Regions from separate parts of the Homo sapiens genome. Here region 2 is linked to region 1. A link is an interaction called in ENCODE POLR2A ChIA-PET data of the cell type or tissue named here. Cell type or tissue: MCF 10A. All regions are shown on one strand.

The links. ChIA-PET counts read pairs that join two places held together with the same protein. Peaks named below come from ENCODE experiments on the same cell type or tissue, not always from the same donor. Only the 100,000 strongest peaks of a DNase experiment are listed, where the experiment ranks them.
Region 2: POLR2A ChIA-PET joins it to region 1 with 6 read pairs; 2 of 35 experiments call an interaction of 5 or more read pairs at or near these places.

Annotation. Positions count from the first base shown.
Region 1 is chr17:20,153,493-20,158,492 of GRCh38, reverse strand. The region is part of intron 3 of SPECC1 (sperm antigen with calponin homology and coiled-coil domains 1); the gene reads right to left. Among named protein-coding and RNA genes, the nearest start is that of SPECC1, 150 kb to the right of the region's middle. RefSeq lists silencers at 1,920-2,129, 2,140-2,589, 2,600-2,709. In MCF 10A, no CTCF peak of the experiment used is centred here; DNase peaks (open chromatin) are centred at 2,112 and 2,572.
Region 2 is chr17:20,051,893-20,056,892 of GRCh38, reverse strand. All of the region lies in intron 1 of SPECC1 (sperm antigen with calponin homology and coiled-coil domains 1), which reads right to left. LOC100131943 (a long non-coding RNA gene) reads right to left here and starts at 1,595. Exons shown (of 1, transcript XR_001753087.3): 1 at 64-1,595. RefSeq lists an enhancer at 2,943-3,237. In MCF 10A, no CTCF peak of the experiment used is centred here; no DNase peak of the experiment used is centred here.

The DNA.
Region 1 (5,000 bases):
TCCCTGCCCAAACCTGCTGCCTCCCGCTTCCCTTTCATAGGTGTTGGGTCTGCATCATGATCAAAAGCTTTCCTTGCCCAGGCTGGTCTCGAACTCCTCTAATTCTGCTTCCTATCCCTATTGTCTGTCTTGGATACATTCTTAATTCTAAATGTCTGTTCTCCATGGACAAAACTGACACAATACGGGAACCATGCGACACTCAGGCTTGTGTGCTGCTATCACTCATCCAGCCTCCCTTCTCCTTCTGCTTCCCCCTTATATCCTTTTGGTCCCCTTGCTCTGATGACCCTCGGAAGCACTTGTTGAGATTCTAGTCCAATGTACCACAACTGCCAGTTGGGGCCATGCGACCTCATCCCAGTCCCTGTGGTAAAGCCGACTGAAAACCCACGCATCTTTAACAAAGCTCTAATTTCCAGGATCTCAGTGATGAACTCTACAGCATTTCATCACAGCATTAGAAGGCCAGTTAAAATTACACTTTCAGACAGTAATCCAGCATTTAAAGTTTTTACCACGAATTTCTAGCCAGGCAAGGTGGCATTTGTCTGTAGTCTCAGCTACTTGGGAGGCTGACGGAGGAGAGGTGCTGGAGCCCAAGACTTCAAGGCCAGTCTGGGCAACATAGTGAGACACCATCTCTTAAAAATGCCCTAAATCCGGTATCTTCATTTGCAGCAAATCAGAGTTCCCATTCTGAAATGATATGCATTCTTTGAAAAATACAATAAAATAAGTCACTGGCATAAACATATTCTTTTTATGTCCTATCCATCACAGTGCTTTAAAAAGTAAGGTCACTAAAAAAATTGGAACACAGGCATCCAATCAGTCTTAAAAGCTGTAACAAGAGTAACTCTTTTCACAATTTTAACACAAAGGAAATAATACACAGGGGTTTTCACAATACCTGGACAAGCATGTAACTAATGAGAAGTGTTTTTAAAATGTTACCAATCCTTTACCGAACCAATCCTTTACCAACAGGGTTATTTATAACAAGTATATTATTTTTATTTTATGCATATTTCATTTTATGAATATGCTTATTGTTGGTTATTCTGCCCAAAAAATAGTCTGAACAAGTGCTGTGTAACTAAAGTCACCTCTAGGCAGTAAGCTGGCCCCTGAAATTTTTCTTCATAGTATTCCTGTGAAGAAACTTGGACAGCCCGTCCAAGTTTTCCATCCTGGCTGTGGTACCAGTCCAATGTACCCCAAGTGTCAGGGAGGCACCCGCCTCCACCCCACCCCGAGGATAGGGCCAAGGTGGGGCGGCTGGGGCGCTGGGAGATGAAGGAGAAGCAATGCGCAGAGGCCAGGACGACCCAGCGTCCTACAGCACGGCACCCAGCTCCGGAAAAGGTCACTCGGACAAGTCGCTTCACCTCTCAGAGCCTCAAAGTCCTCATTCAAATTAAAATTCAAATATTACGCCTTTGGAAAATATTTACAGTTCTGACTCTCCCACAGAAACACATACCTGTCACCGGCCCCCCACCCCCACAAGGACTCCAGAGTCAGGTCAACCACCTCTTTCCTATCAGCCAAGATGCCATTTTTCAGGCAAAACTAAATCCCTTTTGCTTCACGTGACAGTCCAGAAATGTTTCGTTTTGTTTTTAAAAGCAACCCTGCTTATCGGCATCTAACTCTGCTGGGGGCCGACATGAGCTACCAGAGGACGAAAACTACGGCCCAACTGACTCCACGAAGCTCACTCAGGACTGAGGAAGTAAAAACGGGATAACCAGAGGCGCGCCCGACACCCCAGAACAAGCACGGACTATTCTGGGTTAGGAACAGTCGCGGGGCAGCCCTGGCGTGAGTGTGAGGGGCAGAGCCGCGGGCGCCACAAACTGCGGGGCCGGCGGCCGACAGGGAGAGGCCGCGGGGCACGCCCTCCCCGCAAACGCCCGGAAAGTCCGAGGGCGGCCTGCGCGCTCAGGAGACCTGGTCTAGGCGCAGGCCAGGCGCGGAGTGGGGAACCCCGCGGCAGGGACCCAGCGGTGCCTGCCCGGCGGCCCCGGCGCCCAGGTGCGCGTTCAGGACGAGCAGCGTTTTCTGGTCGCGGCGTCGGCACAGGTAATTTCACAATCCCAAGCGGCGCATTCCAACGACAAGAATCACACCCCAGGACCTTAGCCTTTCGCTCGCCCCAGTCGGCGCCGCGAGCCGGAGGCGGTGGGGGAAGGGCGCCTGGAGGGGGGGTGGGGTTGCGGCTGCGGCGCGACCCCCGCCAGCCGCACAGACCTGGTTCCGGATCCTCGGGCCGTCCTGAGTGGTTGCCCATGCTTGGCCGACTCGGGCACCAGCCGGCTTGCCGGCCTCGGACCGGGTGTCCACCGTGCCGAGCTCGCGCTGGCTCCGGCTGGCGAGGCGGTTGCGTCCGGCGGGTCCGCTCCAGTCAAAGAAAGGACCGGGCGCCTTCCAGTTCCCAGCAGCTGCCGGCGGAGCCGCTGCTCTCCCGCGCCCGTGGGCCCCGCCCCCTCATCTGCATCAAGCCCGCCCTCGCGGCCCGCCCCCTTCATCTGCATCCTGCCGGACCACCTCAACTGCACACCGCCCGCCAGGCGCGGCCCGCCCCCGTCATCTGCATACTGTCCGCCCACCTCATCTGTATTTCCTTCTTGGCTGCCAGAAGGCCCCGCGCCGTGGGCGGGACGCACCGGCTGACCGGCTGCAGGCCTCCGCCCGCGGATGCTGAGAACCGCAGCTGCACAAGGTAGGCTGGAAAAACCCCACTGCGGTGAGGCGGAAGCCTAGTGCCGCCGGAAAGGCAAAATCCTGCTCGTGTGAAGCTAGACCTATCAGGACAAGAGAAACCTAGGACTAGCGCAGGACAGGCGCTTAATAAGCATTTCTTTGGGTGAATGAATGAATGGATGAACAACTCGAGGAGGTGGTGAAGAAAAATAACGCTAACAAAGACGTACTCACCCAAAATGAATACTATGGCTAATAATAAAAATGCATACCAATCGTAAGTAGAAACTGTTCTGCCGCTGTCGGAAATTACTAAAATGGAAATTACCCTGAACGACTTTCATCCTTCATCTGACAGTGAAAACACTTAGAACAACGAAATCTTGCAGTAAAAATATTTAGGACTAAAAAAACCATTAGTGGTATGACTGGTTCTATCTCGTGCATCACTTGAACACTACGGTCCATTCTCAGGTGTCACGCATCAACATCGTAGGACACCACTGATTACTCCTAACGCCTCCAAACAGTGTGTTCACTTGGTTCCAGGATGCTACCCTCTCCTAGTTTTCTGCTCACTCCCCTAGAAGCCTCTTCCCAGTCCCCTTTGTTGGTTCCTCCTCATCTTGACCCACCCTGGGCACTAAAGCTCAGCCAACAGACCTCTTTCCTATATACTCTCTTGGTCTTTGATTTACCAACTTGTGGCTTTCAAATACCATCTACATATCTCCAGGCTGGTTCCCTCTTCTAACTCCAGACTCATTTGTCCAACTACCTTCTTGACACCTTCTCTTGACACCTCCACTTAGGTTTTTTAATAGTCCTCTCCATCTCCATAAGTGGCAGTTCCGTTCTTCCAGTGACTCAGGCCAGAAACCTCGACTCCTTTCACATGCCACATCTCGTCCCTCAACAACGCCTGTCAGTATGTGTATCATAAATAGCCCTACATCTCAGCACTTCTCACCTCCTCCACTGCTACCCCCGATCCAAGCCGCTGTCATCTCCTGCCAGGATTACTGCAACTGCCTCCTAACCAGTCTCACTTCTCCTGCCCTTGCCTCTTTATAGTCCATTCTGCACATACAGTGAGAGTGATGCTTCTAAAGCCTAGGTCAAATCATGTCACACCCCCACTTGCAACGCTCCAGTGTCTTTCTGTCTCACTTGGAGGGAAAGTCAAAGCCCTTACAATGGCCTCCAAGGCCCTGAATAATCCTCCTCTTCCCCCATCAGTGAACTCACCTTCCCCTTCTCACATTGCTGTTGCTACACCGGCCTCCTCACTGTTCCTCAAATAAGCGGGGCATGTTCCCATCTCAGGGCCTTTGCACTTGGTGTTCCCTCTGCCTGCAACATTCTTCCTCCCGACACCTACACTGCATAGACCTTATGTCTCACCCTCTCTCACTCCCTGGGCCTTTGCTCAAATGTCACCCTACTAAGGGGGCTTCTCTCATCGCACCACATTAAATAGTAAGCCAGACCCTCAGCACACACCCTCTCCTACTTTGCTGGCCTCTGTGACACTGATCACCATTCCATATACTACATGTTTACTAATTATTGTTCCTCCACTAGAGTGTAAACTTTATAAACACAGAGACTCGGAACAAATGAATGAAAACAAATGAATGAACCAATGTATAGGCTGCAGGCAGCAGACACAAATTAGCCCTTAAATACACATTACTTCTTTTTAGTGGTAGTATAGTACCATGAGTTGGTTTCTGCCACAAAACTAGCGTGTCAAAGACAAGAGTCACAGTTTTATTTCTGTAATCTATAAAACACAGCACAATACTGAGCATGTACAAGCAAATATACTAAGGAAAATAAATAGCAGGAAACAATGTTAGAGCAGAAATGCATATGACACCAAGTGCAACTCCCTCCCCTTTTAAAAAGGTAACTAGCCCAGAAAAGATGGTCGACTTCCCCAAATAGTTCCAAAATGATAGGCAGAGCCTGAGTTTGTGATCATGGTAAGAGTGACACAACTTCAATCTACAGAACAGTTACATACTTATTCAAAGAGTTTTGGAAATCAATGAGTCAATATACTAATTCTGTAAAATGTCAAGTAATTAACATGTCTCTTTATGGAAACTGGACAAGTAAGACCCCAACCCAACCTGGACTCCTATGGCTCTCTCACCTCCCACATTTAAAATATCTAGTCAAGTCCTGCACATTTCATCACCTTAACATTTTCCAGACTTTGCCTCTCTTGTCTTTGCTGCATCTTTGCTTCACAAGGGCTACTGCATTAGCTTCCCAACTAACTT
Region 2 (5,000 bases), 100 kb after region 1:
AAGATCACCAACAATAAGATCTCTCCTATAAATATAAAACAAGTATAATTAATTTTTTAATTATTTTTTTCTCTTCAGAGGATTTTATTTCAAGATAAAACATAACTTCTACCCATACTATTGATTCCAAAGGTTAGAAAAAGTGTTTTTCCTCATCTTATCCTTCAAAGAGGTCACAGCAATGCAAACATCTATAAAATGCCTCTGCATAATTGTCAGAAGCTATAGTCCAGAAATCATTGAAAATGCTTTTCCATTTTAAGCTTAGGTGAGGTGTCTTAGGAAACCTCTATGACAACTTACTCTATTTATTGGGAGGTAAACTCCCAGACTCTCCCAGGGTCTCCTGTATTGATCTCATTTTTTAGGCTTCCTAATCCCTTGAAGCACAATCGAAAAAGCCCTGGATCTCTTTTCTGCACATATCATCGCGGAATTCATTCGGCTTCCAGCAAGCTGACACTCCATGATACAAGCGGCCTCGCCCTTCTCCGGACGCCAGTCCTTGCTGCGGTTAGCTAGGATGAGGGGTTTGCTGGGCTTCAGTGCAGGCTTCTGCGGGTTCCCAAGCCGCACCAGGTGGCCTCACAGGCTGGATGTCACCATTGCACACTGAGCTCCTGGCAGGCTGTACCAATTTTTTAATTATTTAATATTTATTTTTAAAATTATGGTGAATATTTTGGTATTCTGCTCTAAAATAGGCCCATAAATGCACAGCAGATATCTCTTGGAACCCACAGCTTTCCACTGGAAGAACTAAGTATTTTTCTTTTAAAGATGCTACTAAGTCTCTGAAAAGTCCAGATCCTCTACCTCTTTCCATCCCAAACTAAGACTTGGAATTTATGAGAGATCTAGCTAACAGAAATCCCAGACACATCATTGGTTCTTCCCAGAGTGCAGTCCTCCTAAAGAGGCTCAGCCCTAAGCAGGCCCCTGCACCAGGAGGGTGGGTCTGAGACCCACATAGCACTTCCCAAGGTGCATGCTCCAGAGAGGCACTGAAACAGCTGAGCACAAGCCTGCAAGCCTGGAGAACTCTCACAGTCAGAACGGAGGGGGCCCAGTGGGACTAACATAAAGAGAAAAGGGAACACAGAGAAATGGATGGCACCAACAACCAGCAAAGCCTTCATGGCCAATGAAAGCATCAGTGACGGGGCCAGAACCCTCATCCCCAAAGACTCTTCACTGCCTTTAGTGAAAAACAATGGCTAGAGAGTGAAGTTATGATCATGTATAGAGAGGTAAAGTTACATTTTTATATTCTGACTCTGCTAATGTGAAATTCCCTATCTGCTAGACTAAAAGTTTCAGACACCCTGTTCAAATATCCCATTAGTTGCTAGAGACTTAAAATGAACAGAACGCACATTGTCAGGATGACTATTACCAAAAAATCAAAAGACAGCAAGTATTGGTGAGGATGTAGAGAAACTGGAACTTTTGTGCACTGTTTATGAGAATGTAAAATGGAGCAGCTGCTGTGGAAAAGAGTATGCAGGTTCCTCAAAGAGTAAAACCAAGATGTGGAAACAACTAAATGCCCATCAGTGGATGAAGGGGTAGACAATATGTGGTATATACATACCATGGAGTACTATTCAGCCTCTAAAAAAAAAAAAGGAAATTCTATAACATGCAACAGCATGGATGAATCTTGAGGACATTTTGCTAATGAAATAAGGCAGTCATAGAAAGACAAATACTGCACGACTCCACTTATATGAGATACCAAAAATAGACAAATTCATAGAATCAAAGAGTACAATGGAGGTTACCTGGAGCTGCAGGGCGGGAAACGAGGAGTTACTAATCAACGAACATAACGTTGCAGTTAAGTAAGATGAATAAGCTCTCAAGATCAGCTGTACAACACTGTACCTAGAGTCAACAATAATGTATTGTACACTTAAAAATTTGTTAAGGGTAGATTAACAAATGTAGTAGATCCACAAATGTGGTTAAGTGTTCTTACCACAGTAAAATAAAAAAAGAATATCAAGCCCAGGAGTTCGAGACTAGCCTGGGTAACATGGTGAAACCCTGTCTCTACAGAAAATACAAAAATTAGCCAGCTGTGGAGGTGCACTCCTAGGGAGGCTGAGGTGGGAGGCTTGCTTGAGCCCAGGAGGTCAAGGCTGCAGTGAGCCATGATTGCACCACTGTACTCCAGCCCAGATGACAGAGCAAGACACCACCCCCCCCAAAAAAAGAAAAAGAATATCAAACATTTTAAAAGATCAGATACGCAAGAACAACAACAAAAAAGAGATGAACAGAGCATCGACCCTCATCTAGTGGGATTCTTGGTCTAACTGAAAAACAGACATTGAGAGACAAACAATGACAGTGATGTGATCACAGCAATTACACAGGTATCCCCTGGGGACTGCAGAAGAAAGGAGGAATGCCTAACTTTCAGAAAATAGAGAAAGCGTCAAACAGTTGGTGAAAGCCTTCCAAAACTAGAGAGAACTGCACACACCAAATCACAGAAAGAAGAAAAGCCGTGGGAGATTCTGGGACCCACCGGCTATTTTTGATGGCTGAACACCCTGCTGCAGGAGAGACAGGAGCTGGAAAGCATGGTGGGATGAAACCTCAAACAGCTTTGCCTGCATTGCTTAAGATGACTGGGCTTGATTAACTCTAGTCAATGGGGACAATTCAATCAAAGAAGAAAGATGCTCAAATTCACATTTTAGAATGATTTTTTATGGCAGTATGGGGAATAGATTAAAAGAGAGTGAAGCTGGAGGCAAGAAACTTGTTAAGAGGCAACTGAAACAGTCTAGATGATAAATAATAAACTGACAGAGTGACTAGAAAAATCAGAACAGGCTGAATCAACAGATACCTAGATGAAAATAACAGGACTTGATCACCAGTTGTATCTTGGAGAGGAAGGAGTTGTTTCCTTGCTTTCCCTACGACTGGGAATACGGAAGGTTTGCCGTGTGTATTGGTTATATACTGGTGTGTAGCCAATCACTGACAACCATTTAGCAGCTTAAAACACAAAGGCTTATCTCCCAGTTTCTGTGGGCCAGGAATCTAAGATAGGCTTAGCTGGCTGGTTCTGGCTCAGAGTTTCTCAAGAGGTTGCAATCAAGATGTCAGCTGGGGTTGCATCATCTGAAGGCTCAACTGGGGCCGGAGGGTCCACTTCCAAGGAGTTCACTCACCTGCCTGACAAGGCAGTGCTGGTTGTTGGCAGGAGATCTCAATTCATTGCCAAGTGAGCCTCTCTATAGCATTGCTGGAACATCCTCCCCATCTGGCAGTTGGCTTCTCTCAGCATGAGTGATCTGAGAGAGAGAGCAAGGAGGAAGCCACAGTGTTCTTCCTACTCCTACTCCTAACACTATGGACCTACTCCTAACACTCTCACTTCTGCCTTATTCCATTAGTTAGAAAGGGAACTAAGCTCCACCTCTTGAAATAAGAAGTGTCAAAGAATTTGTGGATATATTTAAAAATCATCACACTGTGGAAGTGGATAGGGGGTTCAATTAATGCTGAACTTGAAATGCCTGAGACATTCAAATGTCCAACAGGCAATGAACATACCCATAGATGGTCATGACTTTAGCAAGAATAGAGGAAGATCACAGAATTAAGGAGGAATTGAAAGGTAAAAGAAGTGGAGTCAGATTCCCCCTGAAAAGTGAGCCATGAAAGGAACTTTAACTATTGAGTTAGAGGTCAGAGTAGGAAATTTCGGTGGAATTCTTTTTTAAAGAAAGGAACCATATAAGCATGTTTTGAGGTAGAGGGAGAATAAATCAGTAGACAGGGAGAGGTAAAAAACATAAATGATAGGGGATAGTTGACAAAGGTCTTGGCAGAATCCCTTACCCATTGACTTGGGGCCAAGAGAGGGACACTTCTTTGTTTGAGGGATAAGGAAAATAAGAAAGAATGGGTGCTATTTAGTGTGGTCCTGTCTCTAGGGCAAACGCATAGGTAACAAACTGTGTGTGTTAGGAATATAGATGTGACCTCACATTGAGATTCTCACCTCAAATCCATTTTGTTGTTACCTGTACCTTCCTACCTTCTCTTTTTGCTACATGCAGACTGCTGTTTTGTCTTCCTGGCCTGTTCCAGGTTTCAGCATTCTGGCATATCTGCTACCCTGTTCCCAAACCTCTCTAGAGTCCATGCTCCTTCCTTGGATAGTGTTTGATTGGGCCACGTATCTAAGAAGTGATGCCTTCAGTTAGGCCTGAGAACCTCCTCTATGGAAATCTCCATCAGTGACCCTGACAGACTTGGTATCTTGGAGATGTCACTGCTCCCAGCCTGTGGTCTAGGAGAATCTCAGCCTGGGCCTCTAGTAGTATGGATAAGGCGTTAAGGTATCTTTGAACCAGAGTCTGTCATATTCCTCAATGTGGGACAGATAAAACAGTGGTAGTGCTGGTGTTTCTGAGCTAGAACTCTGGTTTTTGGTCTAGATTCTTTGATGTATGACCTTTCAGAGGTATTAAAATTTGTTCTAATACAATGTTCAATACAAATGTAGTTCCTTTTCTGTTAGGACCTCAACAAAACATGACCAACTGTAGATGAACATTAAACTATGACAATTCATGGAAATGAATACAGTAATACCTGCGGTTCCCCCATTTTAGCAGTCACTATGGTGACATTTGGCACAAATGGCTATTTAAGGGTGCTTTTGTTAAAACCTACCATCTTACTAGGCACATGATATTGAAACTAATGAAATAATGGAGAAACTTCTTAAAAACTTTTAATGAATAAAGTGATGAAGTGATAATATTTTAGCTGCTATTTATAAAGTGACTATTACAGGTCAAACATTCTTCTAGGGTTTTTTTGTTGAAGTTGTCACATTTAATCCTTAATAACCCACTATGAGTCAGGTATTCTTCTCTCCCCTTTGGACAGTTGGGGAAATGGGGGTCAGAGAGGTTAGGTAATTTGCTCAGGGCCACACAACCTGCATGTAGAAAATCTGAGATTTG